Linked DNA regions of Mus musculus: region 1 is linked to region 2. The links are chromatin loops, found by intact Hi-C in ENCODE. Cell type or tissue: heart. All regions are shown on one strand. Links, peaks and the distances in the headings refer to the core of each region. The heading gives the core; the rest is flanking DNA. Region 1 holds the start of Fbrsl1 (fibrosin-like 1). Region 2 holds the start of Crlf2 (cytokine receptor-like factor 2).

The links. Peaks named below come from ENCODE experiments on the same cell type or tissue, not always from the same donor. Only the 100,000 strongest peaks of a DNase experiment are listed, where the experiment ranks them.
Region 1: it touches region 2 in a loop (6-fold over the local background); 2 of 42 quality-filtered maps call a loop at or near these places.

Annotation. Positions count from the first base shown.
Region 1 is chr5:110,444,325-110,458,801 of GRCm38, reverse strand. It overlaps Fbrsl1 (fibrosin-like 1), which reads left to right and starts at 10,299. Exons shown (of 19, transcript NM_001142642.1): 1 at 10,299-10,922. The coding sequence starts at 10,635. In heart, for the core only: no CTCF peak of the experiment used is centred there; DNase peaks (open chromatin) are centred at 9,301, 10,151 and 10,881; H3K4me3 peaks cover 3,138 bases; H3K27ac peaks cover 1,848 bases; H3K27me3 peaks cover 825 bases.
Region 2 is chr5:109,550,077-109,565,180 of GRCm38, reverse strand. Crlf2 (cytokine receptor-like factor 2) reads left to right here and starts at 6,188. Exons shown (of 8, transcript NM_016715.4): 1 at 6,188-6,376; 2 at 7,567-7,663; 3 at 8,014-8,180; 4 at 8,619-8,761; 5 at 9,000-9,162; 6 at 9,554-9,674; 7 at 9,824-9,908; 8 at 10,111-10,472. The coding sequence starts at 6,298. The coding sequence ends at 10,335. Gm8493 (a long non-coding RNA gene) reads left to right here and starts at 11,195. Exons shown (of 6, transcript XR_880564.2): 1 at 11,195-11,622; 2 at 12,002-12,117; 3 at 12,488-12,556; 4 at 12,807-13,718; 5 at 14,653-15,104. In heart, for the core only: no CTCF peak of the experiment used is centred there; DNase peaks (open chromatin) are centred at 6,410, 7,620, 7,990, 9,210 and 2 weaker places; H3K4me3 peaks cover 3,449 bases; H3K27ac peaks cover 2,768 bases.

The DNA.
Region 1 (14,477 bases), core at 6,478-14,477, 890 kb before region 2:
TCTGCTAGAATTTCAGCTCCTGAATAAGTTTGGAAATCAGGTCCTTCAGTTCCTAAATTTACTAGCTAATGATAAAACTCTTGGGCCTAGAGCCTACGCACTCTTAGCCTTTAATGAGAACTAGTTTCTCATCTCCAATACTACACAGTTATTTTCTGTCTCCAACACCTCCACCCCTGTCATTTCTGCTTGAACTCCCAGAGATCAGACTGCCAACAAGTGCCTCAATTAAAAGTCATGTGCTGGGCATAGTGATGCCCATCTTTAATCCCAGCATGGGAGGTAAAGGCATAAACATCTCTGTGAATTGAGGCTATCTCAGTCTATGCAGCAGCTTCCAGGACAGCCAGGTCTACATAAAAAAACCCTTTCTCAATAAAACAAGACAAACAAAATGTGTCACCATACCTGGTCCACTAGGCCCAACTGTATATGGTGCTAGGGATCAAGTCTAGGGCTTTGTGCATGCCAGTCAAGCACTCTACTGACTGATCTACATCCCTAGCTCCCAATTTTCTTACTCTTCCTAACATGCAAAGTTTTAAATTGTGTTTTTGTTTGTCTGTTTGTTCTTTTGTTTTTTTGGTGAAGAATGTGTATTCTTCCGGCTCCTGGCCACTTTAATTTTATGCCATATTGTAATGTCTGACCCTCTTAGAAGGCTGCCTCCCTGGGAATAGTGAAACAGTGCTCATCACATTGATTCCCTAAAGCTCCCAGCTCCCGAATCCTCAGATTCATTCTAGCCATTGTCTCATTACTATTTTCTGGCCCTCCCTTCCCTTGATGAGGCTCTGAAGTGTCCATAAGTGGCCACCAAGCCATTTAGCACAGCTTCTGAAGTTTGTCTTTAGTCTTGAAGGCCCAAGGTTGGTCTTAGAAGCTTCAATGGTCTCTTACACACACACACACATACACACACACACACGCACACGCACATGCACACTTACACACACACATGCACACACATGCTCACACACACATTCACACACTCACACACACATACACATACACACACACACCCCTTTAGCTTTACTTAGTTCTTTCTAGCTAGTAGGTGGGACCTCTAAGAACTACAAACTTTTTTTTTTTTTCTGAGACAAGATTTGCCTTGTAGCCTTAGCTGTCCTAGAACTTACTTTATAGACCAAGCTGTCCTGAAACTTACAAAGATTCGCCCTGCCTCTGCCTCCCAAGTGCTGGGTGGGATTAAACGCGTGCACTACCACCTCCTGGCTGCTCTTTTTTTTTTAAAGATTTATTTTATTATTTTTTAGTTATGTGTATATGTGTGCTTGTGTGTGCATATGTGTATGTGCACTTGAACGTACACATCTTGCAGAGGCAGTCCCATGTATTCCAATGTCTTTTTCTGGTATACAGATATATATGCAGACAAAACACCCATATAAATAAATAATCTTTAAAAACCACACACAAGCAAACAAAAACAAAATAACAATAACATAACCAACAGAAAACTTGAGGTAAGAAAACCTAGAAGAGAAAGAAACTCCAAAGCTTTCCAGCGACTGAATTCAGCCCTGTTTGAAACCCAGGCAGATGTCCAACTCTCACAGTGATAATAGCCAATCACTTGGTTTTCGGTCATTTGTGTCATAATTCAGACCATTTTCCCTAGACTGTCCATAGGCCATACTCAGGCTTGAGATGAGACTACCTGCAGATAGTCTTCTTTTGCTTGTCACTTTCATGCAGTCTGACATCGTCCACCCCAGCATCCAGAACTGGGCTCTTTCACAGAACCAAGAAGTGTAATAGACATGTTAATGAAGGCCTGGTTCTGCTCTTCATGAGCTTGGGTCTAGTGAGGAGGGCAGGCAGTGCTGTGGGAGAATGACCATGTGGATGGTCTAGGAAGTGATACCTGTTAGCCTATGAGAGGACAGAGGCAGGAACCACTTGAGCACTAAGATGGATAGGTGATGGGCTGCTCCTACATGCAGTTACCTGTATTGGTATCCATAGGCAACAGCTAGTAGCTCAAGATACCCAAGTCACTGCCCTTACCTCTCTTCCTATGACAAAAGGCAGCCTACATGCTCCTGACCCAGAAGTCATATAGAAATCGGGTCCACAATGTGACTGTCATCAGATAGAGCCACGTAGGTCTCTCTGGGCTGTAAAACTGCTTGTTCTACTCCTCCTTCAGCTTTGCTGAGTACAAATTATTCAGGTTCCTGACCCTGATGGCCACCAGGAATGTCTTTCCTGTTTAGACAGGCCAGTAGTCAGCCTCCGAGCAACAGTGATATTTTTGTGGGCTAGATGAAGAGGGAGGGCTTCATGTCAAGGAGCCACAGGCCTGAACTTGGAGGGACATGCCTGGGCCCAGAAGAAGCAGGTGGAAGAGAAGATCCTCGAACAGCAGCCAGCAAGAGGGGCCACCAAAGATGACTATAAACATAGTTCTCCAGGAGGTTGGTTCCAAAGATAGGACAAATGGCTACCAGTTTGGACCTCCAGAACTGACACACTGTGACCATGCCCAGTGCTGTACTTCTTTGCACCACTGCCACCATCACCGAGAGTGCTGCCCCATGTAAGGTGGGAAGCACAGGGTCAAACAAGGTAAGCCTTCTACCTTCCCTCCACTCTGTAGTCTAAAAACACACATACACACACACACACAGAGATATTCACACACACAGGCACACAGACACGGACATACACAGACACTTACATAGACATGGATAGATAGATAGATAGATAGATAGATAGATAGATAGATAGATAGATACACACACACACACACAGACACATACAAGCACACAGACACACACAGGCACACACACAGACAAACACACAGGCACACATACAGACATACACAAATATTCTCACACAGACACACACAGGCACACAGACACAGACACACACAGGCACACACAGATATACACAGAGACATACACAGATATATACACAGACAAACACACAGGCACACATACAGACATACACAAATATACTCACACAGACACACACAAGCACACAGACACAGACACACACAGGCACAGACCCACACAGCCACACACACAAACACACAGACATACACAGATATACACACAGACACACACAGGCACACATACAGACATAAACAAATATACTCACACAGACACACACAAGCACACAGACACAGACACACACAGGCACAGACCCACACAGGCACACACACAAACACAGACATACACAGATATACACACAGGCACACATACAGACATACACAAATATACTCACACAGACACATGGTCACATACAGGCAGAGAGACATACACATACAGACACTATTGATTGGCTTTGCACAGAGTCCAGCACAAAAGGGGTGGGGCTCAAAGGCAAACTCCACAGAAGACTGATGAACTCAGCTGATGGATCAGCTGGAGGCAACTAATACCCACACTGCCTCTCAGAGAGCCAGGGGGAGGACACTCTGCTATAGGCAGCAGTGGCCAGGTACAGGCCTGGGCTGCAGCAGTGGCCAGGTGCAGTCCTGCAGTGACAGAGAATAGGTATTGTGAGCTATTGTGGGTGAAGCAAGTAGAAAGACAAGGAGAGGTCTGGGTTATCGGGACTTGGAAAGAAAAACAAGGCCCTTAACTCCAGAGTCTGAAGCCTCTTGGCAGTTGTGAATCAAGAATTCTAGTTCAGCCAGGTGGTGGTGGTGCATGCCTTTAATCCTAGCAGTTGGGAGGGAGAGGCAGGCATATCGCAACGTTTGAGGCCAGCCTGATTTACAGAGCTGGTTCCAGGACAGCTAGTTTCTACAAAGAGAAACTCTGTCTAGAAAAACAAAACCTGCCCAGCAGTGGTGGCGCATGCCTTTAATCCTAGCATTTGGGAGGCAGAAGCAGGCAGATTTCTGAGTTCAAGGACAGCCTGGTCTACAAAGTGAGTTCCAGGACAGCCAGGGCTACACAGAGAAACCCTGTCTCAAAAATAAAAAAATAAAAAAATAAAAAAAAAAAAAGAAGAAGAAGAAGAAAAGAAGAAAAAACCAAAAAGAATTCTAGTACAAAGAAAGAAAGAGAGAGAAAGACATAGGTAGATAGATGAATTTTAACACAATTATGAACTCTGGGAAGGTTGGTGACATAATCAGGTTTAAGGCCTGAGTATACATGACCTTAAAGAGTCATCGTCTTTTTCAGATATTTTATGGGAATCTCACAAACAACACTAAACCATTGTTTACAGTAAAAACATCTGACGTCCTCTGATGCTTCGATGTAGGTTTTTCCTTAGCAGCTGTGATTACCAACTCCTTGACATCAGGAAATGGCCTGTGATCTCATTTAGATCTATGTAGAACAGGCTGGCTTTGAACTTAAAGATCTGCCCTTTATCTCTAGAGTGCTGAGATTCAAGGTGGGCACCACCATATCCAGCCCTTAGGCAATCCTTTGGGAGGTAATTTCAAACACCATTCGAATCTCTCCTTTGAGAAGCCAACATTGGGTATGCCTTAGTCTTTCCGTGAGCAGCAAACTTTCTATTAATTACCATGTTTAAATCTACATAGAACTTGGAGTTGGAGAGATGGCAGTTAAAAGGACTTACTGCTTTTGCAGAGGACCCAAGATCCGTTTCCAGCACCTACAAGGTAACTCAAAACCATCTATCTGTAACTCCAATTCTAGGGGCCCCAACCTCCCCAGGCACCAGGCACAGGTAGGCAAAACTCACATACACACAAATTTTAAAAATTAAAAAAAAAATCAATGTAAATTTTTATCATAAAACGGAGGTGGAAGGTTAATGTAGCCCAAGGTGGCCTCAATAAGCTTGGATTTATAATATTCCTGCCTTCAATTCAATGCTGGGCTTAGAGTTATGTGCTATGAAGCCAGGTTTATGTAGTTGTAGGGATGGAAGCTGTAGCCTGATATAACCTAGCTAAGTAAGCATTCTACCAACTGAGCCACATTCCGACCCCTTAAACTTTCTTTTTTCTTAAAAGAATTATTAAGCCGGACGTGGTGGTGCATGCCTTTAATCCCAGCACTCTGGAAGCAGAGGCAAAGGCAGGCATATTTCTGAGTTTGAGGCCAGCCTGGTCTACAAAGTGAGTTCCAGGACAGCCAGGGCTATACAGAGAAACCCTGTCTTGAAAAACCAAACAACAACAACAAAAAAGTATCTTATTTTATGCCCATGAGTGTTTTGCTTGTATTATGTATGTGCGCCACATGTGTGCATGGTACCCTTGAGGGTCAGAAGGTGCTAGTTCCCATGGAACTGAAGTTACAGACATTTGTCAGCTATTACACTGGTGATAGGAAAAGAACCTGGGTCCTCTGAAAGAACAAGTGCTCTTATAGTTGCTGAGTCATCTCCTTGGCCCTGTCAAACTTACTTTTAATAAACTCCAACTCTGTCTCATATTAGATGGTCTCAAAATTACTTTCTGCAGGAAGGTTAAGAATCTGGCTTTACAGCCGGGTGTGGTGGCGCACGCCTTTAATCCCAGCACTTGGGAGGCAGAGGCAGGCGGATTTCTGAGTTCGAGGCCAGCCTGGTCTAGCTTTACCTTAGTGGAAGTCCCTAATGGGGAAACCCAAGTTGCTGAAGGTAGTGCTATGTCTTTATGGTATTGCTGACAAAGAATGAGTCAGGACTGGAACTGGGAGAGGTGAGGACAAGGGCTTGAGGGGGTGTGGAGTAGCTCCTTAGCTAGGCATCATCTGACTTGGAAGCCCTTTGAAGACGAACCCTTTCTTGCTGGATCAGCTTTGGGCCTCAACGACCATTTCCCTAATAAGTTTGGGGAAAAAAAAATGGAAAATACATACCCTATTTGTCTTTCTGGACCTAGAGTATTAGCCATTGAGTCAATGATAACAAGCTACAGTCCATAGAACCACAGAGGTTAGGCACAGAGTTTGGGACTAGGAGTACATACAGGTCTCCTTAGGAAAGGGAAATAGAACAGGGAGCCATGTATAGATGGGGGCGATGGTGGAATGGGAGAATCAGGTGGGGAAGAAGAAGGGAGAAAGGGGCAAGGGAGGGAATATGGGGAGACACAGCTAAATGTAAGGGTCATTTGGGGGGTAGCATGGAACCTTAATAAAGTAGGGGCTTCCTAAAACATATACAAATATGAAGGAGATCTAAATGAAATCTCCAAATAATGGGAGAGGCAGAATCCCAAATGGCTGTCTCTTGTCACCAAACGAAGCTTTCAGCTGTAGTGAGATTTCTGCAATTTTGATTTCTTAAAAAAAAAAAAAAAAAAGCCCACAGAAATATTACAAGAATATGTTTTCGTTTTAATCCCAGGTGTGGGGATATAAGGCTGCTTTGGAATAACAGCTGACTATGATATGATTTGCCTCTTGCCCTAGCAGAAGCATGGTTTTGCCAGCTGCAGATAATTTCTGTGACAGTGTGACATTTGTAATTCTGGGAACTTTTTGGAGGGTATGTAAATGTTAGAGCCCTGAGAAGCGGGGTTGGTGGTTGTTGGCCATTGAGGGATGTTGAGTGTGGTTTGTTAGGAGAAACAAAAGGTAAGAAATTAGAATTAGGGATTCTCTTCTCTCTCTCTCCTCCCTCTATCCTTCTTTCTCTCCTATCCAGTGATAGGAGGTGAAATGGAGAGGGGGACAAAGGGGAGGAAAAAGAAGACCCCAGAAAGTAGCAAAGACTAGCTACCATCCAGTACCAGGACTTGGTTGTATCTAATAGAGATGCTGGCCAAAGGGGGCTGGGCGGTGGTGGCACACGCCTTTAATCCCAGCACTTGGGAGACAGATTTCTGAGTTCGAGGCCAGCCTGGTCTACAGAGTGAGTTCCAGGACAGCCAGGGCTATACAGAGAAACCCTGTCTGTCTCGAAAAAAACCAAAGTCAAAAGCAAAACAAACAAACAAAATGGGGGTGGGGGGAATTCCCAAACAACCCAGCTCCTTGCCAAGCCAATAGGTTGCTCTCTACAAACTGACAGCAAGGCTTCATTGCTGAAGATAGCAACCACATAACTCCTCTAACCCATGTTCAACGAGACAGTAGTAGAGAGTTAATTCAAATGAACCTGACAAGACCTGAACTGGAGACATCAGTTTATAGACACCAGAAGTCTCTCCCGGGATCCAATTGTTTACAGATCATTGCTGCTAAGCTTGTTCTCTTTTCTGTATTCTTACCTCAAAAAGACTGTTTTCTTTACCCCCCCCCCCCTTCTTTAGTGGGTCAGAATTCTAAGCCTACTTACCCCGACACTCTGTTATTCTGACTCCAACTGAAGTGCAGCTGCTTGTCCACCCCCACTGCTGAGCCTGCCTTCTTACTCAATTGAAAGCTTGACTTTCTTGACTTTCCTCTTACCCAGGTTCCTTCTCCCAGCTGCTGTCGGGATGTCTAGCTAGCCCATCCTTCTCACACTCTAATAAAATGTCCTCAAGCTTTCTCCTGAGCATTTCTTTCTTTCTTTTTTTTTTTTTGGTTTTTTGAAACAGGGTTTCTCTGTGTAGCCCTGGCTGTCCTGGAACTCACTTTGTAGACCAGGCTGGCCTCGAACTCAGAAATCCGCCTGCCTTTGCCTCCCGAGTGCTGGGATTAAAGCCGTGTGCCACCATGCCCGGCTTCTCCCGAGCATTTCTGTACATATCTTTATAAAACTAAGAGCTCACAGAAGTGACCTGTATTCCCTTATAATGGAGGGGAGGGGGGCCCTGATAACCTCAACCAAAGGAGGAACAGGTGAGGATCAGAGCTGCAGGGAACCAGGCAAAGGCCTGGGATGTAGACCAGTGTGTGGGAAGCAGCTGTTTGGTTTTTGTTTTTGTTTTTTGTTTGTTTGTTTTGGAGAGTCCCTATGTTGGTGGGGTTTCCACCTACAGGTAGATAGGATTATCATTTCCACTAAGAAACTAGTATAAATCAGGCAATGGTGGCGCATGCCTTTAATCCCAGCACTTGGGAGGCAGAGGCAGGCAGATTTCTGAGTTCAAGGCCAGCCTGGTCTACGGAGTGTGTTCCAGGACAGCCAGAGCTATACAGAGACACCCTGTCTTGGAAAACCAAAAAAAAAAAAAAAAAAGAAACAAGTATAAATTGCATCAGAAACTTTAGCAAGTCCTTGCCAACCTGAGTGAACACTTGGGTCATCAAAAATGGCCCTCTACATGGAAGCAAATGAGCCCAGTTTACAGCTTAGGCAAATGAAGCGTGTTCCAGCCCCTCTTAGGCCTCCCTCCCTCCCTCCCTGTGTCCTGTGGGAGAGAATCAGTACAGATGTCTTTCCATAGCCTCCTCTAGGGAACAACTGAGCTAGAGTCCCATTCCTCCAGGGAGGCCATGACTAGTCTCTAAGTTGGAAATGAATTAACAGAGTTTTTAATCCCAGGAGAGGTAAGGAAATTGGGAAGAAACCCAGAAAGAAAGGTCCTGGACCTAACCTGGTCTCTGGAGCCCCTGCCTTTCACTGAGGCAATGCATTTGAGAACAAGGGAGAGCTGGTATACTGGCTAGTTTTGTGTCAACTTGACACAGCTGGGGTTATCACAGAGAAAGGAGCTTCAGTTGGGGAAATGCCTCCATGAGATCCAACTGTAAGGCACTTTCTCAATTAGTGATCAAGAGGGAAAGGCCCCTTGTGGGTGGGACCATCCCTGGACTGGTAGTCTTGAGTTCTATAAGAGAGCAGGCTGAGCAAGCCTGAGCAAGCCAGTAAAGAACATCCCTCCATGGCTTCTGCATCAGCTCCTGCTTTCTGACCCGCTTGAGTTCCAGTCCTGACTTCCTTTGGTGATTTAAGTGTAAGCTGAATAAACCCTTTCCTCCCCAACTTGCTTCTTGGTCATGATGTTTGTTCAGGAATAGAAACCCTGACTAAGATAACTGGTAAGCAAGGATACCTTTTATTTCTGTTGAAAACTTCAAAAATCGGGTCTCAGTCGTTGTTCTTGGAGTGGAAAAGGGTTGACCTAGAGTGAAACTCCCCACAAGCTGGGAGTGGGGTGGTCTCAGGAGGAGGTGTCTAAAAGAGAACAGTTAGCAGGAATGAGGAGCTGCCTTGGTTCTGCGTCTTTCCAACAGGGTTCTTTAGCTAGTTAGATGCTAGCTCTGAGTAGTTTTGTAATAAAATCTGGAATGGGAAGAAGAGGGAAGGCTGGCAGGTAGGCTGGCAGGTGTGTTGGTCCCCGTGTTGTTAAGTGAAAGAGCACACTTGTGGATGATAGGCCACGTTCCCAGATGCCCCAAGGGACGTCTTGGCAGAGAGCCTGTGGCCATCTCAGGAGCCAGAAAATGTGCACTTGAGGTCCTGTCCAGGGGCATTCTTCAGTCGTGTCTGCTTCCTTTCAGGGCCTCTGCTGCCCAGATGTAGGCATGGCTCAATGTCACTTTTCACTCAGTGCCCAATGCCCAAGCTGTGACACCTCCCTTCTCTTCATGTCAAATGTTCTCACTGGAGGAATTGCTGAGACTTCGTGCCCAGCTCCAGGGCATCCCAACTGGGGAAGTTGCTGAGGAAACTCACGGTTTTGTCTAGTTTTGTACTTCCTATCGGCGGTCCCCAAGTCCTTGGACTAGTGTAGGCAGGTCTCTAAGGAAAGACTACTTGAGACTGGAGGGTTTGGTTTTCAGGGCGCTACCTAATTTTGCATGGGGACCAGAGTGAAACTGGGCTTGAGGGCTTGCAGGTGGACGATGACGTACGCGCTGCCTCTAGGACTTCAGCACAGTGAGCCCCCAGCACCAACCTACCTACTCTCTCTCACGTGCTTCCACTCAGTTTGCCCCAAGCTACTGTAGGTGCATAGACCCATCACCTCCTACGGGAAGGGCGGAAGGGGAGGCGCTGATCGCCACAAACTCGCTGTAGGTGGCTGGGCAGTACTTGTAGGCGAGCACTAATTGCCTAGTAGGCGTGGTCAACAAGGCGAGGCATGAAGTAGGAGGGATCTGACCATGACTAGGCTCAGCGACCTGCACAGGTGAGCAGGACCGGAAGGCAAGGGCGGGGCTTAAGGAACTGAGAAAGCGTAGACAAGAGAGGTGGAGCCGGGAAGAATGGGGCGTGATCTGACAGGGTCGGGGGGTCGGAATTCTAAAGAGCTGTGCGCAAACGGGTGTGGCCTGTTGCAGGGGCGGAGCAAAGGGAAAGCTTCCCCCCTTTCGGGGGCGGGGCTTAACGTGAAAGGGCGAGGGCCCGCTCAGCGCAGAGCCATTTAGTCCGGAAGGGCGGGGTCAGGGCGGGGCCAGGGTGGGGCGGAGTCGACGGGTCAGCCTCCCCCAGCTGCGCCCGCTTCCTCTGGCACTCCGGCCCGGCGGAAGTGCGTCAGTTGTTATCCGCTCTGGTCGCTGCCACTACTGTGTCTGCCTCACGGTCCCGGTGCTCAGAAGCTCCGCCACCCGCCGCCTTCTGCCGCTGCCCGCCGGTCGCCATGGGCCGTGTCCCTGGGGACCTGGTCTAGGGTCGCCGAGAGACCGCCGCACTCCGATGCGCGGGACCCGGGGTCCTAGCCCGCGCGGCGTCCGGTGCTGAGAGCCCGCGCCCGGCATGCCCGCCCCGGTCCCGAGCCCGCCCCGGCCCCGAGCCCGCGCGGCGCCCTCGCAGCCCGGCGGCACGGCGTAGCAGGCGGTGCGGGGCGCCAAGGTCACCGCCGCGGCGCCGCCATGGAGGCCAAGGTCCGGCCAAGCCGGCGTTCGCGCGCGCAGCGAGATCGCGGCCGGCGTCGGGAAGCCGCCCGGGACGCCCGCGCCCAGAGCCCGTCGTCGGGTGAGGAGCCAGAGCCCAGTCCTGGCAAGGAGAACGCGGGACTCCACGGCGCGCCGCCTCAGCGCCCTACGCCTCTGCGCGCTGCGCGCCCCCCGCGGCGCCGTCGCCGCGAGTCCAGCTCGCAGGAGGAGGAGGTTATTGACGGCTTCGCTATAGCCAGCTTCAGCACCCTGGAGGCCCTGGAGGTAGGTGGGCTGGAAGGCCAGACCCGGGACCAAGGAAACGCATACGTATGCCTCCTGGCCCCGCGCTGCAACCTTGCCAGGAAGAGGACCTGGAGTGAGGGGTGTGTGGGAGGACTTAAACCACGCCACCTAAGCGGGCTTTGCAGCGATCGTTACTTGTTGCCAAGTTATCGCTGCGTCCGGGACCAGCTGGGGATTTGGACATTGTTGGGCCTCGGGGAGGCAGCGACGATAAAATGGACACTTGGGATTCTTCCTGTCCTATGATCTCTTAAGGGTTCTTTGGAGGGAACCGGGAGTCAACTGGCAAACCCTTCTTGGTGATCATTGCATGGGTATAGGTAATAGATTTGCTAAGAATACTACGTGTTTGACTGAGTTGTCGTGCACAGTATTTGCTGAGCAAAGTGTCCTTCCGACCTGAACTCAGGTTAGTAGAAGAGAAGGAAGTGAGAGAAATGGTCAGTGAGTGAGTGAGTAGTCACTGTGTCTCTGGAACTCAAGTGGTTGAAAATGCTGGTCAGGCCTTCAGGGCACTAGCAGAACCTTCAAACCCCTAGCAATGCAGAGATCTCTGTCTGGGTGAAAACTTTGGGGACCACATCTCATCTGCTGGGCTGTGGTCGCAGGGATTACTGCGACCCTATTCACTCTTGCCCTGACTGATACCTGCGATTTCCCAGTTTCAGGCCAAGCTTGAGAAAGGGGAATTGGTCATTGGATATCTAAATGGAGTTTTCCCCAAGTTCATATTCTAACCCTGGGGTCTGCCGGGTCTGTAGAGCTGAGGGTCAGTTGGTGATGGCCACTATGAGTAGCCCTGAGATGGGTTTGTTTGATTCGCATGCAGGGCCGAGTCCCACTTTGTGTTCAGCCCTTGTGTCTTCTGGGGAATATGAGATGAGTTATAGGCCCAAGCCAAAGATCCTAAACTAAGATGATTTTGTGGGGTGTGTTGTATTGTGTCTGGTGCTGATGTGCTAAGAAGACACGAAGGCTTCGGGGTTTCTGCCTTAGTGATGATAATGACACAGCCAGACAGTATGCTAAAGCCCCTACTTTGCAGCCATGGTACCAGAAGTTCCAGATCTGCAATCTCATTTCCTACCTTGCCACACCTGTGTCTGCTAGGCCCAAAAAGAACTCAAAAGAGCCTCCACATCTGTTTAGCCTTCTCCACATTTCTTTTTTTGGCCTCTTTTGGGTCTCAGGCTTTACAGCCTCACCTTAGGTGTTCTGTGTACCTGTGTACTGCTTGGTCCTGTGACACAGTTTTTGGTCTCACCTTCTTCCACACTGTGGAGACTTGACTGGTATTCCTGGGCTTCTGCCCCTCACACTTGTCAATGCGAGGATTGAGCCTGCGGGTTCCCAGTACCCAGAAGGAAACAATCAAGACTCAACATATTAAGGAGTGAATACTTGTGAAGAGAGGAAAGGCCTTTCAGGAAGTCCAGAGCTACTGCCTTAAGGTCACATCACACTGTTGTTAGACCAGCCCATTTGTATCTAAATGGTCAGCTTGTGTTGTATCCAGTTGTATTCTCTGGCCTTTCCCCACCTCTTCTAGGCCACATCTAGAGGGTTGACTTGTACAGTCTCACCAGCTTATCCAGGTTCTGAGAGATTACCCTGCCCCTCCTTACACCTATATAAAAATTTGGTATCTTCATGAGCAGCCTCACCTGAGTTTGGCCTTGGAAAGTACTTGGTTTCTGGACAGATCTAGATCATGTCTAGAAGAGTTTTGCTGGGTATCATTTACTGGTAAACTGTAGTGGATTTTCTCCCTGAGATCAAGTAGTTTATAATCTCATCGTATCAGTGATGACGAGTTCACTCTGCCAGTCTCTTTACAGATGTGAATTTATTTATCCTTTCAGATGACCTTACGAGCAGGTTTGAACACTCCCACCTGTAGATGAGAGATAGATACAAGCAGACTGGAGTTTACAGTCTGGACTGTCCTGCTTCTGATTCCTTTGCTGTGTGTGCAGCCTCACTTGTCGGGGGAGATGGTCTGCCACATTCTCAGGGTCAGCAGGACTCCAGCCCAGAGGGAGAGCTCTTCTCAGCAGTGACTTTAGGATCCCCACATGCCATGACACTATTTGAGTGTCAGCAAAGTCTGCATAATCCCCCCAAAGGCAGTTCAGTATATGTGAATGACTTCTGAGTTGTATGGAAGAGTGTCCCATTATCTTATTTGAGAATGTCTGTGCAGCTCCCTGTGCCAGGGCAGCCTCAGATATCTCTGTTCATTTCCCTTTGTCCTTGTAGGGGATGCAACCTTTGGCTCTTTTGTGTCTGTGGGGATAGCTATTTTCCCAAATGTCATGGTGGTGATTGTTGCAGAGAGGGTGCAGTGTGGCACTTAACCACAGATTTAGATCCATAGAACCATGGTTCCTCCCTCCAGCATTTAGGAAATGTAGATTTTTTGTCCTTGTGACAATTCTCTTGGTGTAAAAAGGTGAGAGGAGACTGCTCCTGTCACCCAGCAGTGAAAGGGTGAGGAACTGGTTTAGGGACAGAAGCATCCTCTCCACTCAGTACATGTGCCTTAGGTCACTGAACAAGTTGTGCTGGTACCTGTATTTCTTTCTAGGAGGCAGGCTCAGAGCCCTGCATTCAGCCCCAGGCAGACAAGCACTTTCTATCCCTTAAGGCTAAGATATGGGGAGCAGGGCTCAGGCCCATGTAGCTTTAAGGTGGCCAGCATCAAGCACTTTTTTTTTTTTCTTTGTTTGTTGGTCTTTTGAGACAGGGTTTCTCTGTATAGCCCTGCTAGCTGTCCTGGAACTCACTTTGTAGACCAGGCTGGCCTTGAACTCAGAAATCTGCCTGCCTCTGCCTCCCAAGTGCTGGGATTAAAGGCGTGGGCCACCACCACCACCGCCCGGCTGTTTTGTTTTGTTTTTTTTTTGAGACAGGGTTTCTCTGTGTAGCCCTGACTGTCCTGGAACTCACTCTGTAGACCAGGCTGGCCTTGAAGGCAGAAATCCACCTGCCTCTGACTCCCAAGTTCACCACCACTGCCCTGCTTAAGAGCACATTTTTTTTTTGGGGGGTACGGTCTTCCAGGGGAAACCACCTGTGCTTTCATGTCATGTGATTTTGTTGATTTGTTTATGCAAGTTGATTGAGTGTGAACAGAAGGTCAGGCTCCCTGTGGTGTTGCTGGGTGGTGGTGGTGTGGTGGTGAATGGTGTACTCCCAGCACTCTGGAGGCAGAGACAGGCGGATCTCTGTGTGTGTATGTGTGTTCAAGGCCAGCCTGGTCTACATAGCTGGTTCCAGAACAGCCAGGGCTACACAGAGAAACCCTGTCTTGGAAAACAAAAAATCAAAACAGGACAAAAGAAAATTGGGTGTCCTATTGCTTCAGCCCCAGTGCCACATTCCATGGTGTCTGCTATTTTTTAGAGCCTCTGTCTAGGGAAGTAGCCAGGGACAGATGTACCCCTACACTTGAAGGGAGGTGCCACTTACTCACAGTGGAGTCATAGCAAGTAACAACTATGGCACTGGCACTTAGAGGATTCCTTATAGTGG
Region 2 (15,104 bases), core at 3,352-11,351:
CTAAAGATAATTCAGTTTAATATCACACACATAACAACACAGATACAAACACATACACTTTACTATTTCTGAATATCAGTTCGTGAAAGACAGTGTGATTTTTTTCTCAGAGTATTGTTTGTTGATTTATTGTTGACTGTTATATGGTAGCTTATTTTTGAGAGTGTGTTTTAATTGTTTTCTTTATATTTCCTGATTCCAACACATCATTTGTAACCCTGTACTCCTATAATGCACATATAATGCATGGCACCGTCCTTCTCATCACATGGTCTCTTATATCAGTAATTGTTACTGAATGCATATATGTATTTGTATATACATTTTGAAATATAAACTGTAGAGACTATGTAAAATTGCATACTTTTATGTTCTGATGTCTCATTATTTGGTACTACATGGCTAATCTTTGTTCCCTTCTCTTGCAATGTCAGCCTGACCCCTTCCCATATTTACAGTTTCCTGTAAATAACTGTGTAGGCTAGAAGCTTTGCAACCTTTCTTCTTTCCATACTGGCACACAAGGCATGCAAGGTATAGTGATCCTTCCTCTGATTGCATTTTTGGAGTCATAATGATAAGACTTTGTGGTCTACCTATTCCCTTTCTAGAATATTTCTATTCCCAGCCAACTTCCTCATCCTTTGACTCTCCAGATCTTTCCTACCACCTCTTCACATCTCCTTTTGGCTTGGATGAGGGACAATTTTGTAAGAGGATACATTACTCTTTATTCCCTTTACCTTTTCTTCTGGCACCATGTAGGGTACCTTCTAGCAACTTGAATTCTAGACATTAGAGGTAAAGCTTCTAGTTGGGGACCAGCACAAATTTTCCATATTGATGACATGAGTAAGGTTTGTCTTCAGGACTATCTTCTTTTTACCAGTTTATATAAAACAAAAGCAGCACTCAGGGTTCAGAAATCTTTGTGGAAAAGCATGTCAAAAAGTATAAGTGTTAGAGGTATTGGGTGACTTCAACAGAACAGTATCATTAAGACACAAGAGGACTGATAATCTTAGGAACTCAAAGAGATTTCTTAGCGTCCATAAGATCTTCACATGATCAAGTCTTAGAGTGTCTAAGTATTAAGAAGGAGACCTCAACAACTGCAAACACATTAACATTTAGAATACATGACAATTTCTGTCAAGGAACATTCTTTTGTTTTGATGAACTTAACATATGATTATCATTGATGTACACTATATTGATGTTACATCACTTGATTAAAAATTTGTTGAAAGAAAACATAAATATCTTTAATCAAAGGCTTGGTAGCACCAGGATCAACTCCACTAGAGTTATAAAACATGTAATCTCCATTTTCTGCCCACTGTCACACATCCCTGGCTCTGAAGTAAGTGTGTTGGTCTGGTGCAACACGGTGCTGAATATCCTTTTGGTGAATTGTACTTGATTACTGAGCACATCCTCAGCAAAGGTCTACTTTTGATGAGCATTTACATGGGGTGCAAGTATTTTCAAATCCTTCACCTATTTGTTAAGATCTATCCACCTCTTTCTTCCCCAGATGTTTTTTCCATCAAAGTTCCTTTTACCATTTAATTTAATTTAATTATTTTTTTTTACCTTTTAATATCTTCTTTGTGAATTGTATATCACATACCCCACATAGATTCATTTGATCTGCATACGCAAAATATTGTGCTGGTTAGTTTTTTATCCCCTTTATACAAATTAGAGTCACTTGAGAGGAGGGAATGAAAATCTGACTTTAGAATGTTTCCTTGATTAGTGATCAATGTAGCAGGATTCCAATGTGAGCAGTGTTATGCTTAGACTGTCAGCCCCGGGCAGTATAGAAAATCATGCTGGTTTTCTCTCTGGTACCTCTCTGAGGCGGGTCAGTGCAGGAGAGCACGGGCCACAGAAACAACAGTGCTTCTGAGACATGGTCCTACAGGCTTTCATCCTCAGCCAGGAGGTGGAGCTGATCCTCAGTCCTCTGTGTACCTTCCCTGCCAGAGGAGAGCTTGCCTCCAGGAAGTGCTCTGACCCCAGGACTCAGGGAAGATTGCCATTTCTTTCTGGTATCTAAGGCTGGTCTGCTCAGGAGAGCACAGGCAACAGAACTTCTAGAATAGAGTTCTACAGGCTACAAATGTAGCCACGAGGTGGGGCTGTCCTGTAGCCCTCTTGCACTGGTTTTGCCAGGAGAGAGCTTGTCACCCAGGAGTGCTGACACAGGCTAACAGACTTACAGGAGGAACAAGCTCCAGCCAGAGACAGCTGGAACATCTTAAAACCAGAGATTAACAGACGGCAAAAAACAAATGTAAGAATCTTACCAACAGAAACCAAGACTACTTGGCATCATCAGAACCCAGTACTCCCACCATAGCAAGTCCTGGATACCCCGACACACCGGAAAAGCAAGCTTCGGATTTAAAATCATATCTCATGATGCTGGTAGACTATTTTATAAAGGACATTAATAACTCCCTTAAAGAAATACAGGAGAACACAGCTAAACAGGTAGAAGTCCTTAAAGAGGAAACAAAAAAAAAGCCCTTAAAGAATTACAGGAAAACACAACCAAACAGGTGATGGAATTAAACAAAACCATCCAGGATCTAAAAATGGAAATAGAAACAATAAAGAAATCACAAAGGGAGACAACACTGTAGAAAGAAATCCTAGGAAAGCCGGGCGTGTTGGCACATGCCTTTTAATTCCAGCGCTCAGGAGGCAGAGGCAGGTGGATTTCTGGGTTCAAGGCCAGCCTGGTCTAGAAAGTGAGTTCCAGGACAGCCTAGGCTATACAGAGAAACCCTGTCTTGAAACAACAACAACAACAACAACAAATCCTAGGAAAGAAGTCATGAGCCATAGATGCAAGTATTAATAACAGAATACAAGTGATAGAAGAGAGAATCTTAGCTGCAGAACATTCCATAGAAAACATGGACACAAAAATAAAAAAAAATGCAAAGTGCAAAAATATCCTAACTCAAAACACCCAGGAAATTCAGGACATAATGAGAAGACCAAACCTAAGGATAATAGGTATAGATGAGAATGAAGATTATCAACTTAAAGGACCAGTAAATATCTCCAACAAAATTATAGAAGAAAACTTCCCTAAAGAAAGACATAACCATGAACATTCAAGAAGCCTACAGAACTCCAAATAGACTGAAGCAGAAAAGAAATTCCTCCCAACACATAATAATCAAAACACCAAATGCACAAAACAAAGATAGAATATTAAAAGTAGTACTACTCCCATTTTTAGATCCTGGATGGTTTTGTTCAATTCCATCACCTGCTTGGTAGTGTTTTCCTGTAACTCTTTAAGGGATTTTTGTGTTTCCTGTTTAAGGGCTTCTAGCTGTTTACCTGAGTTTTCCTGTATTTCTTTAAGGGAGTTATTTATTTCCTTCTTAAAGTCCTCCACCATCATCATGGGAAGTGACTTTAGATCCATATCTTGCTTTTCTGGTGTGATGGTGTATCCAGGACTTGCTATGGTGGGAGAGTTTGGTTCTGATGATGCCAAGTAATGTTGGTTTTTGTTCTTCTGTTCTTATGCTTGCCTTCTGCCATCTGATTATCTCAAGTGCTTGCTGCCCTCAGTATATCTGATTGGAGCCTGTCCTTCCTATAATCCCGGTTGATTCAGGACTCCTCAGAGTCCAGCTTTCTCTATGATTTTGGGCTCCTGTAGACCTGAGATTCTGGGTGTGTCAGAGTTCTTGGCAGTCAAGCTTCCTCTGAGAGCCTGAGATCCTGGTGTGACCAAGCTCCTGTTATCCTGGGATCCTGGAATCCTAAGATCCTGGTCGCGTTACAGTGCCTGGAAGTGGTGTCTCCTCTGGGGACCATAGGGCTGTCTGGTGTGTTTGAAACCAAGGTATACCAGCACCTATCAGAAGGAACCCGACCGCTGGTCAGTCAGGGCTCCTGTGTCCTTGCTCCTGCTGTCACAGGCCCATCAAGATTGTTTTGGAACATGCTACATCCACTCCAGTGAAGTCTGCATGACAGGCCTAAAAGCCTGGAAGCAGTCATGAGGCAAAGAGTTTTACGGAAACTTAGCCTCCTGGAACCTTGGCATTCCCATAGCACATACACTCAAAACCTGTCCCCGAGTTAGTCTGGTGTATGGATCCCTGTGCTTTCTTTCTGTATTGTTTTAAGTGCCTTTAAGGATTGATTTTGACATATAGATAAGCCTCTACCAGTGTTCCAATGTCCTAGAAAGTCCTTGAAGCCTACCCTGAGCTTGCAATTCAGTAAGAATGTTTCCTATTCAGTAACATTCAAATTTACCTCTAGTAGAGACAGTGAAAATAATCAGGCATTACTATTTACTAGAACAGAGCTAGAAAAGCTCAAGGCTAGTCTGCATAGTAATTACTTAAAACAATAGCCAAGTCACATCCATAAACAGGAATACACAATGGCCTAGGAAATAGGTGGGTTGCGGTATTATTCATGAAAGGGTTAGTAAAATGGAATTCCCCTGGTGCAAGTTGTTCACTAGGCCCAGAGGAATAGGATAATCAGGTATTTACTAAAGGAGCCCTGGTGGTGGGTTTAACAATAGACTAGCATTGCATCAGAGCATTCACCTGGCTCCTGTGTTTAGCTGATCTTAATTAGGGTTGTTCCTATTCTCAGTTGTAAACACTGCCTGGCTCCCGCCATCTTTTTATGTATGCATTTTCTTTGTTTTGTGTTAAGAAACAGTGTACCTTGATGAATGTATCCATCAGCTTTCTTGTTTTTCTTCTGTATTATAAGACTGGTGCTGAGCGTGGTGGCACACGCCTCTAATCCCAGCACTGGGGAGGCAGAGGCAGGTGGATTTCTGAGTTTGAGGCCAGCTTGGTCTACAAAGTGAGTTCCAGGACAGCCAGGGCTATACAAAGAAACCCTGTCTCGAAAAAAAATCAAAAAACAAAAACCAACCAAACAAAAAGACTGGTGCTTGCTTTGAGAAAATAATCCAGATACACACTCCCTTGTGTCCATATTTATTTGTTATCCATGCCAACTCCTTGCTTGCCTGTAAGTACTGGAACCTCGTTCCCTGCAGATCGATGACCCAATTGAGGTTTGTCTGCAGCAGGAACAGATGTTTTGTTCCACTCACCAGTGATCCTAAGATTGTGTGGAGAGTCCTCTGGGGACCATGGGACCGTCTGCAGAGTTTGTGCACAAGGTGACCCGGAGCTGGTGCCGACTGGAAGGGCTGCAGTGCCCTTTCTTTTTTCTTTCTTTCTTTCTTTTCTTTCTTTTTTTTTTTTTTTTTTTGGTTTTTTGAGACAGGGTTTCTCTGTGTAGCCCTGGCTGTCCTGGAACTCACTTTGTAGACCAGGCTGGCCTCAAAATCACAAGAACAACGCACCTAGAGGTGTCACTGTTCACAGAAAGTAGGGTAACCTTATATTAATCATTAATTAAGTACATGGCTTACTCACAAAACCACAGGTCAATATGATGGTAGCCATTTCTCAATTGAGATCCCCGGTTCTCAACATCTTCAGGTTTGTGTCCTTATGAATGAAACCATTTTCCACCAAACTTTAGTAATTGGTGTAACAATGCACAGTGCTGCCCTGTTTGTAAGTTCAAATTTGTATATTACTTAAAATCTTTGTATGATTAAGTACGACTTTTGTTAAGACAAAGAAAAAGATATGTTCACTATTATCTAATATTTACATACCATTTAAGTTTCAACAAAGCGATTTACTTTTGTGCTGGGCCACCTAGAGACTGGGAAAGGGAGAAGCAGAAGTGACCTGGAACAGAAAGTCACACGATGGCCAGCCACCTCCATCTTGGTGAGGTCAATGTGCAACCAAATGACAGAACAAAGAAGTAGAGAGGAACAGACATATGGGAGCAACACCTCCCTTCTGTTTTTGGATAAAAGACACACAATTTTTATTATTTACAAGTAAGCCTTAAAAAGCACCACAAGAGCCGGGCAGATTAGATGGGCGGGGGCGGGGCCTTGGAGGTTTGGGGGCGGGGACAGGCCGCGAGGGGCGTGGTCGGGGCGCACGCGGAGTCCACCCCCCCCCCCCCGCCCCCCCCCCGCTTCCCCCTATCCGGGTGATTGATGGGAAGAGGAAGCCGGGCCACGCCCATGTCGGTGAGTCGCCGCATCCGTTTATTGCCGTGGCCCCGCCCCGTCGCCCCAACCCCCGCCCCCGGCTTCCCGTTTTCGGCTCTAAGCGGCCTGGGCGCCCTCGACTCGGACCGGCTCGGACCGAACCAGCTGTCAATCACTGCAGCGTCCGCGGCCCCGCCGGCGACATGGCATGGGCACTCGCGGTCATCCTCCTGCCTCGGCTCCTTGCGGCGGCAGCGGCGGCGGCGGCGGTGACGTCACGGGGTGAGGAGTGAGCGGGGGCGGGGCTGCCTGTCAATCGCCGCGGTGGGCGGGGCCCGAGCAAGAGCTACCAAGTTGCTTTTCGTCCCATCATTGCTTTTCGTCCCATCATGAATATGCAAATAAGGCCTCTGGCCCTCCTAAGGGCGATCGGATAGCGCTTCGTTTGCATATTCATTTTGATCTTTGCGTATGCATGAGCCCCGCCCTCCCCCCCTACGCTCGGCGCTTTCTCCTCAGTAATATGCAAATGAGACCTAAACCCCGCCTTGACCTCATTAGCATAGTGCTGCCGCCACAATCTCGCTCCTCCTCCTGAATATGCAAATAAGGCCTCTGGGCCGCTCCTTCTTTGCATATTCATATACAGCTTTCCCGCTTATATGCAAATAACGCTTCGCCCCTACCGAGTTCTCACTCATCGCTTCTCATTTGCATATCCATCGGGAGATACACATATTCATGAGCGATGTATTTCTGTCTTCCATCCCCTCATGAATATAGAATTGATGCCCTGTCCATATGGATCACTATGCATTTGCATATTTTCCCCACGATTTACATATGCACAAGCCTCAACGTCTTGCTCCAACGTCCCTGATCATGAATATGCAGATGAGACCTCAGATCTCCGAAATTGAATCTGCCCGCTCCTCATCATATACTGCTATTCTCATATGCACCAGCCACAAAGTCTTCCATCCTTTTCCCCTCATGAATATGCAAAGAATGCTTCCCCAGTCCATCTCCACTCTGGTTCACTGCCTGCTCATTTGTGTATCCATTGGTCGCTTTGCATAGTGGTGAGCCCCGCTTCCCTACCGCTTTCTTTGCGATCATGTATATTCAAATGAGGCTCCGACTTGCTAGCTGCTCATTTGCATATTCGAGAAGCGCTTTCCATATTCATGAGCCCCCAATCCTTTTCCTTTTCTCTGTTTGTGAATATGCAAATGAGGTGTCGCCCACCGCTACAGTTCTTGGGCCTCTCGTTTACATATTCATTCCCTATATTTGCGTACGAGCCAGAATGTCTTCCTCTGTCTTCCCCTGCCTAGTGCATATGCAAATGAGGCCCGGCCTGCTCCCAGCGCCCTAGCCAAGGGTCTGAGTCAGGGAAATGGCTGCGATGGCTCTTCTGGAACGCGCTGACGTCACGGGCTGCTCCCCTGATCCCCGCCCTGCCCCCGCAGGTGATGTCACAGTCGTCTGCCATGACCTGGAGACGGTGGAGGTCACGTGGGGCTCGGGCCCCGACCACCACGGCGCCAACTTGAGCCTGGAGTTCCGGTGAGTGAAGGGGGGCGGGGCAGAACTTCTGGTCTGTGACTTCCTGTCGGAATCATTGAATGATATATGGGAGGGGGCGGGATTTCCTCTCATTCCTCTTCACTCACTTGCTGTTCATTCTTTTAAACGCCTGAAAGAGTGGGCGGGACTTCCTGTCTAATTAATGATTGACAAATGATTAGGGACGGTACTTCCTTTCAGACTCTGATGAATGACAGGAAGGAGCGGTACTTCCTTTCTGCCCATCACTTTCTGTTTGAGGTGTTGAAATTCAGATGCTCGTGGGCGGGACTTCTGGTCCATCACTTCCCATCCAGCTGATCCTTCCCCCTTAATCCCCGACTCTGCAGTTATGGCACTGGCGCCCTGCAACCCTGCCCGCGATATTTCCTGTCCGGCGCTGGTGTCACTTCCGGGTGCATCCTCCCCGCGGCGAGGGCGGGGCTGCTGGAGCTGGCACTGCGCGACGGAGGCGGGGCCATGGTGTTTAAGGCTAGGCAGCGCGCGTCCGCCTGGCGTGAGTGGTGTGGGCGTGACATGGAGGGAGGGGGCGGGGCCTTGGGCGGAAGTACGCAGGAAGTTGCCTGATGATGTCTCTTCAACTCCCACTGAGTGGGGCAAACAGGAACTGGGCGGCGCTTAGACGGGAAGTTGGTCTTTGATACCGGAATTGGGCTCCAGGGGTTAGGCAGTGCTCTGATGATGTCACAGCTGCGCCTTTGGACTCCGGTGGGCGGAGCATAGACAGAAAGTGGTTCTTAGGAATGGGAAGTAGGCGTGTCCTGCTCTCTGAAGTGCGCCCCTTCCCTCATCCCGATGGGCATGGCCTTCATGAAACAGGCGGGGGTGGGACAGAAAGTGATGTCACCGCCACAACACCCAGACTCTCGGTGGGTGTGGATTAAGCCAAATGAGGTCACAGCAGCTCCTCCCACCCCCACCTTCCCCACCGCAGTGAAGCCCCGCCCACCTTGGAATGTGACGCTGCTCTGGACACCAGACGGGGACGTGACTGTCTCCTGGCCTGCCCACTCCTACCTGGGCCTGGACTACGAGGTGCAGCACCGGGAGAGCAATGACGATGAGGACGCCTGGCAGGCGAGTGAATTCATGGGGGGCAGGGCCGGCCCCTCCGTGACCTCTGACCCCACCTGCGACCTCCTGCCCCCGCACACTGCGTTTTCCAACCCTAACAATAGATGCATGGCCTTTGACCCCACCCATGACATTTGAATCCTTCCCGCCTCAGCCCGACCTCTCTCGCCTCTGGCCCCAAACTGTGACCTCTGAACCCTCCAGTGACCTCCGACCCCCTACAACCCCCCCCTCTCCGCAGACGACCTCAGGGCCCTGCTGTGACTTGACAGTGGGCGGGCTCGACCCCGTACGCTGCTATGACTTCCGGGTTCGGGCGTCGCCCCGGGCCGCGCACTATGGCCTGGAGGCGCAGCCTAGCGAGTGGACAGCGGTGACAAGGCTTTCCGGGGCAGCATCCGCGGGTGAGGGCTTGGCCTGGGGTTGTCAAGGCTTCACTGCGGGTGGGTGGTTGGCAGGGCCTGGGTGACTGAAAGACGGGTGGGCGTGACCTGCGATGACGTCATTGATACCAGGGATGATTGATAAGCGAATGGGCGGGGCTTGGAAGTGATCGAGGGTTACATCATCAGTGACATTATCCTGTGCACTTGGGTGACTGACAGGCGGGTGGTGGTTGGGGTCTGGGTAAGATGAACTCATCGGCTCCTGGATGCTTGACAGGTGGGTGGGCGTGGTGGCGATGACATCATTGGTGACCCGGATGACTGCCGGGCAGTGGGCGGTGCCCCTGGTGATGTCACCACGCCACTCGACTCACAGGTGACCCCTGCGCCGCCCACCTTCCCCCCCTAGCCTCCTGTACCGCAAGCCCCGCCCCATCCCCGGCCCTGGCCCCGCCCCTCCTGCCCCTGGGCTGCGGCCTAGCAGCGCTGCTGACACTGTCCCTGCTCCTGGCCGCCCTGAGGCTTCGCAGGTGAGGGGTCTCCGAGGAGTCATGGGGTCATGGTGGGGTAATTGCGATGTCTACGGCGATGACGTCACCACTGTGATGACGTCATGTTCGGGTCGGGGGCATGGCATGGGGGTGTCAGGTGAACCCTGACCCCTGACCCTGAACCCCAGGGTGAAAGATGCGCTGCTGCCCTGCGTCCCTGACCCCAGCGGCTCCTTCCCTGGACTCTTTGAGAAGCATCACGGGAACTTCCAGGTGCGCGGGGGGGGGGGGGGGGTCAGGATCGCTGTGGGGGGTCACTTCCTGTCCCCGGAGAGTGAGGGCATGAGGCAGGGGGATGATGGGAGTGACAGGCGTCACGGGCCACTGCCTGACTCCAGGCACCGCTCCCCTCCCCCTCCCCCCACCCCCTTCCCTCCACCCCCCCCCTCCACACACACAACCCCTTTCGCTGCAGGCCTGGATTGCGGACGCCCAGGCCACAGCCCCGCCAGCCAGGACCGAGGAGGAAGATGACCTCATCCACACCAAGGCTAAGAGGGTGGAGCCCGAGGACGGCACCTCCCTCTGCACCGTGCCAAGGCCACCCAGCTTCGAGCCAAGGGGGCCGGGAGGCGGGGCCATGGTGTCAGTGGGCGGGGCCACGTTCATGGTGGGCGACAGCGGCTACATGACCCTGTGACCTTGAAGTCACTGCCAGTCTATACTTCAGGCTGAGGTCACTTCCTGTCTTTAAATAATTCAAACTCACAAATCCTGTGCCTGTCTGTATGCAAATGTGGTCACAAATATTCAAATAAAATGCAAATGCTATGCTAATGCGGCCAGCCATCATTAATTCCTGACCAGAAAGGGCGGGGCTTGAGGAGCATCCCAGCGTCTAGTGGGGGTAACATCAGGGTGACATCATCTCCCCATCCATCTGGGCGGGGCAATGAGCAAATGTACCTCAAGAATTCGCAGGTATGTAAACGAGTTTCATGAATATGCTGTCCTGGTGGCCCTGAGGGAGAGAAAGGGTAAGAACCAAGGGAGGACAGAACTGCGGGTGGTGAGTACCACCTCGCCCAGGCCCCGCCCTGGGATCTAGGCCCCACCCACACATGCTGGCAACTCCCCTGTGACTGTAAGTGATGTCACTTCCTGTCTTTTCCTCTGTGTTCTCTGCTTCCTGTGCTCTCTGCAGGCCCCGCCCAACTCACCCAGGCCCTGCCCTGATGCCCGGGCCACACCCCATAGTCTGGTGGTGTCCTTGTCTGACAGTGACGGACCTTTCCCTGACATCACTTCCTGTCCCTGCCCCTGTGTCCGCCCACCCTGCCCGTGACCCCACCCCCTGAACACTGACCCCCTCCCCCCGACCACGGACCCCTCCCAACCCAGCAGGACATGGTGAACTCGCACCGGGGCCTGGCCTTCCTGAAAGCAGCAAAGGAGTTCCACTAGCGTTACATCACCACTGTGAGTGGACACGCCCCGATACGCCCCCAACCACGGGACATGCCCAGACCCCGAGATCCCCCCCCCCCCCCCCCCCCCGCTCACAGCCCTGAGATTTCCGCCCATAATCCAAGGCCACAAACACCTGGCGTTCAGCCACACCCACACAGTCCCAGGCCAAACCTCAGGTGCTCTGTGAATCTCTTGACTGCCCTGACCATGCCCCTGACTCTACTCATAGCTGTTAGGTTCACTATGAATCCCTCTGACCCTGCCCAGACTCCGCCCATAGCCCTTGGCCCCGCCCATAAAGACTTTACCTGATTCCTGCCTTGGCCCCGCCCTAGCCCTGCCCAATTCCCCACAGCCCCGCCCCTAGTGCCAGGCCACACTCATAGCCATGGCTCCACCTCCGACCCTGTGACCCCGGCTCCTCCCCCATGTGACTCAGAGGATCTTCTACACAGTGAACCAGTCATGGTCTGGGATGATCTTGCGGGAGGAGCTGAGGCACAGCTGCTTCCTGCAGGTGTGGGCGGGGCCCGGGATGTGGGCAAGCTTGTTCTTCTGGACTTCTTGTGGGAGAGGTTTTCTGTCTTTGGACAGGACCTCCCAGGGATGGGCAGGGCCTGGTTGTGGGCGTGTCCAACATAGGAAGTGGTCGTTCATGAGTCCTTGTCCATTAGCCAGGCAGTAGGCAGTCTTAGGGTATGGGCGTATCTTGGGGTATGGGTGTGTCAAGGACAGGAAGTGGGTGTGTCCTACAAGGGAGTAGCTGCAACAGGAAGTGACCACAATTAGGTAGGCGTGACTTAGCGCAGATGTGGGCGTGCCCCACACCAGAAGTGCTCCACTGGACACCCCTGGGTCGGTGGGCGTGTCCTGAACCTGGTCCTTGTCCCCTGCAGGCCAGCCAGACATCAACCGCATAACATTCGTTCTTGTTCTTCTCCTGTGAGCATTTCTATGTCATCTACTGCAAGTTCTGGGAGCTCGACCTGGACGGCGACCTCGCCATAGACTGGTGAGACCTCGAGCGCTACGGGGACTGGGGACTGGGGTGAATGGTGGGGGCAGGGTCAGGGGTGGGACTCAGGGTAAAGGGCGGGGGTTCGAGATTGGGGTCTCGAGACAGGAGGCAGGGTCAGAGGGCGGGTTGAGGAGGCAGGGACAGCGACCACCACTTCATGATTGGCATGTGGGTGGGGCTTCATGTGGGCGGGGGCCAGGGGCGGGGCCTGGGAGGTCGACCTTGGCCACAAACTGGTGATTGGACCTCGTGATTGGCAGGCACACCAAGGGGGAGGTGGTTGTGGCCTGACGTGTGGAGTGGGCGTGGCCTCCGCCTCAATGGGCGTGGTCTCCATCACCCTGACCCCGCCCTGCCCTTGCAGCCATCTCTTCCTGGATGATAGACTGCGTCTTCTCTCTCCGGTGCTGTCACCCAGTGAGCAGCCTGGGAGGTGAGCGGGGGTCTGGGGAGGACGTGACTTCTGTCCCCTCCCACCACTGACTCCAATTCCTGTGGTGTCATCACTGCCCCCACTTCCTGTCTGATGTCATCACTTCCTGTATGACCCCGTCCATTTCCTTATGACGTCATCTGCAGGCCCCTCCCACCCCTGACCCCCACTCCCTGTGACGTCATCACCACCCCTACACCCTGTCCAACCTGGCCACTTCCTTGTGACAATCCGCCCCCTGACCCCACAGGGCGCAGCCCCTGTGCAGTGCCAGGAAGCTGGGCTATGCTGAACTCATGTGGTGCCTGCTCTCAGAGGAGGACAAGATCACGTGAGGGGCGGTGCCCCAGTCAGCCATGCCTCCTGCTTGCTCCTTACCTCGCTTCTCTGTGGTCACGCCCACCAACTCTGGCTTCACCCTGACATGGCCACGCCTATAGGATGCTCTGTCTCCGCCCCCCCCCCCCCCCCCCCCGCTTGATCCTGGCTGACTGACCCCAACCACCGATGCTATGACCCCCACCTCATGAACTCTGACCCTGATCTCATGACCCCGCCACCGTGACCCTGCTGACCTCTGACCCCTGATCCTGCCCACAGACACCATGATCTCTGACCCTTACCCCTTGCCTCCACTCCTTGACTGTGACCCCGCCCATTGACCCGCCCCCGTGACCTCTGACCCCCCAACCCCACCCACCCCCGCAGCACTGAGTACTGGTTCCGCTGCGTGGTGGTCGAGCTCGAGTTCTATGAGGAGCAGGCCTGGCACATGGCCCCCCAAGGCATGGAGCTCCTCCTTTTCTGCCACCTCACGCACCAGGTGCTCGACCTCTTCGCCCCGAGCCCAGTGAGCAGACGGCTAGGATCCCGGCCACGGGCAACCTCTGACCCTGTGGGGGACTCCTGACCCCTAGGGTTAGCCTGTAAATTCCAGGGTGACCTCTGACACTACCTCCCCATTGTAAGCTCAGGTTGCTTTGTGGGTGACCCCTGACCCCAGGTGACAACACGGGCGACCCCGTGTGTGACCCCAGTTTGACCCCTTACACCAGGTGTCGTCACGGGTGACCCCAGCAGGGGCGCCCTGTGCGTGACCCTTGTGACCCCTGACCCCTAGGTCGGATCACGCTTTGTGGCCTGAAGCGCTTGAGCCTGGCAGGTGAGTTCTTTGATGCCTTTTTCAGCATGGACAAGTACCCCGCACAGGAGCAGTGCAAGCAGGCACAAACCCCGCGGGTGGGTGTGGCTGAGGGGGCGGGGCATGTGGTGCGGGTGGTGTTGCAGTGGGCGTGACCAAAATGTGGTCAGAGCGGGTGGGGGTGCTGGGCGGGGCCTGGGGCAGGGTCAGAAGAGGAAGTTGGATGGACAGGAAGTGATGTGAGAAGTAGGGAGAGGGCAACAGGAAGTGACTGTGGGGACAGGAAATGCGGTCATAGTGGGTGGGGCCTGCATGGTTGTGGCGGGGGCCCTGGTTTTATAGGGAGTGGGGGTAGTCAGGCAACTTGGGTGATGGGGCGTGGGCAGGATCATCCAAGGGTGCCCCCTAGGGTCGAGGGGCAGGGCCTGAACTCAGGCATTATGGGAAGTGGGCGGAGTGAGGTGACCCGGGTCACAGTGTGTGGGCATGGTCGCCGTGGGCGTGGCCTCGCGGAGTCACCCACACCCTGTCCCCGAGGAGGTCATGGCGGGGGTGGGGGTGGGGGGACGGGGACAACGATGATGACAGGTGAGTGGGTGTGGGGTGGGAAGGGAGGGGCCGGCTCTGAGGTGGGGCCTGGGGTAGGTTGGCCTGGCCTGGCCTGGCCTGGCCGGGGTCTCTCCCAATCTTCCTATTCCACGCCTGTTCCCGCCCACCTTCACCCAGACCCCGCCCCTTACATCACGGCCTTGCCCACTGTTACCTAGGCCCTGCCCCTCTAATCCAGGCCCCGCCTGCCTGCCATTTCTTTGGCCCCGCCCACTCTCGCCCAGACCCCCTCCCACACCCCCCACACCGCCCACCCCCTGCCACCATCGAGCCCAAACACGCCCACTTTTCCGTGCAGCGCCCACCATCACCCTGCCCGCTCTGACCCCAGGCCCGCCCACCCCAGGTCTGTCCGACATCATGGATCTCTATGGCCTCACTAACGATGACTGCGATGACTTGGAGCAGCTGTGACACCCTACTGTGTGCCCGGGAACGGTGCACATGTGCCTACAAGGGCTTCCTCCCGAGGCCGCAGGTGACATCGGGGGCTTAGGGCATGGCCTCCTCCCCGTGGCCTGCGGCCCTACTGTGCACAGGGCGCTGCGCGTTATATTTGTGGGTTTTTTTTTTTTTTTTGAATAAAGAGTTTGAGACATTTTTTTCACCCCGGGACACGCAGTAAGGCTCTCGGGGGTGGGCGACTCGGTGGACAGTCAGGCTGACCTCCCACGATCCCTCAGGAGAGTGACAAGCCCACTTCCTGTTTAGGGACCCCCCCCCCCTTCCAGTGTGAGACAAGCCCACTTCCCACACTCTTCCTCTTGTTCTCATTGACATGCGTGTCCCGCCCACTCG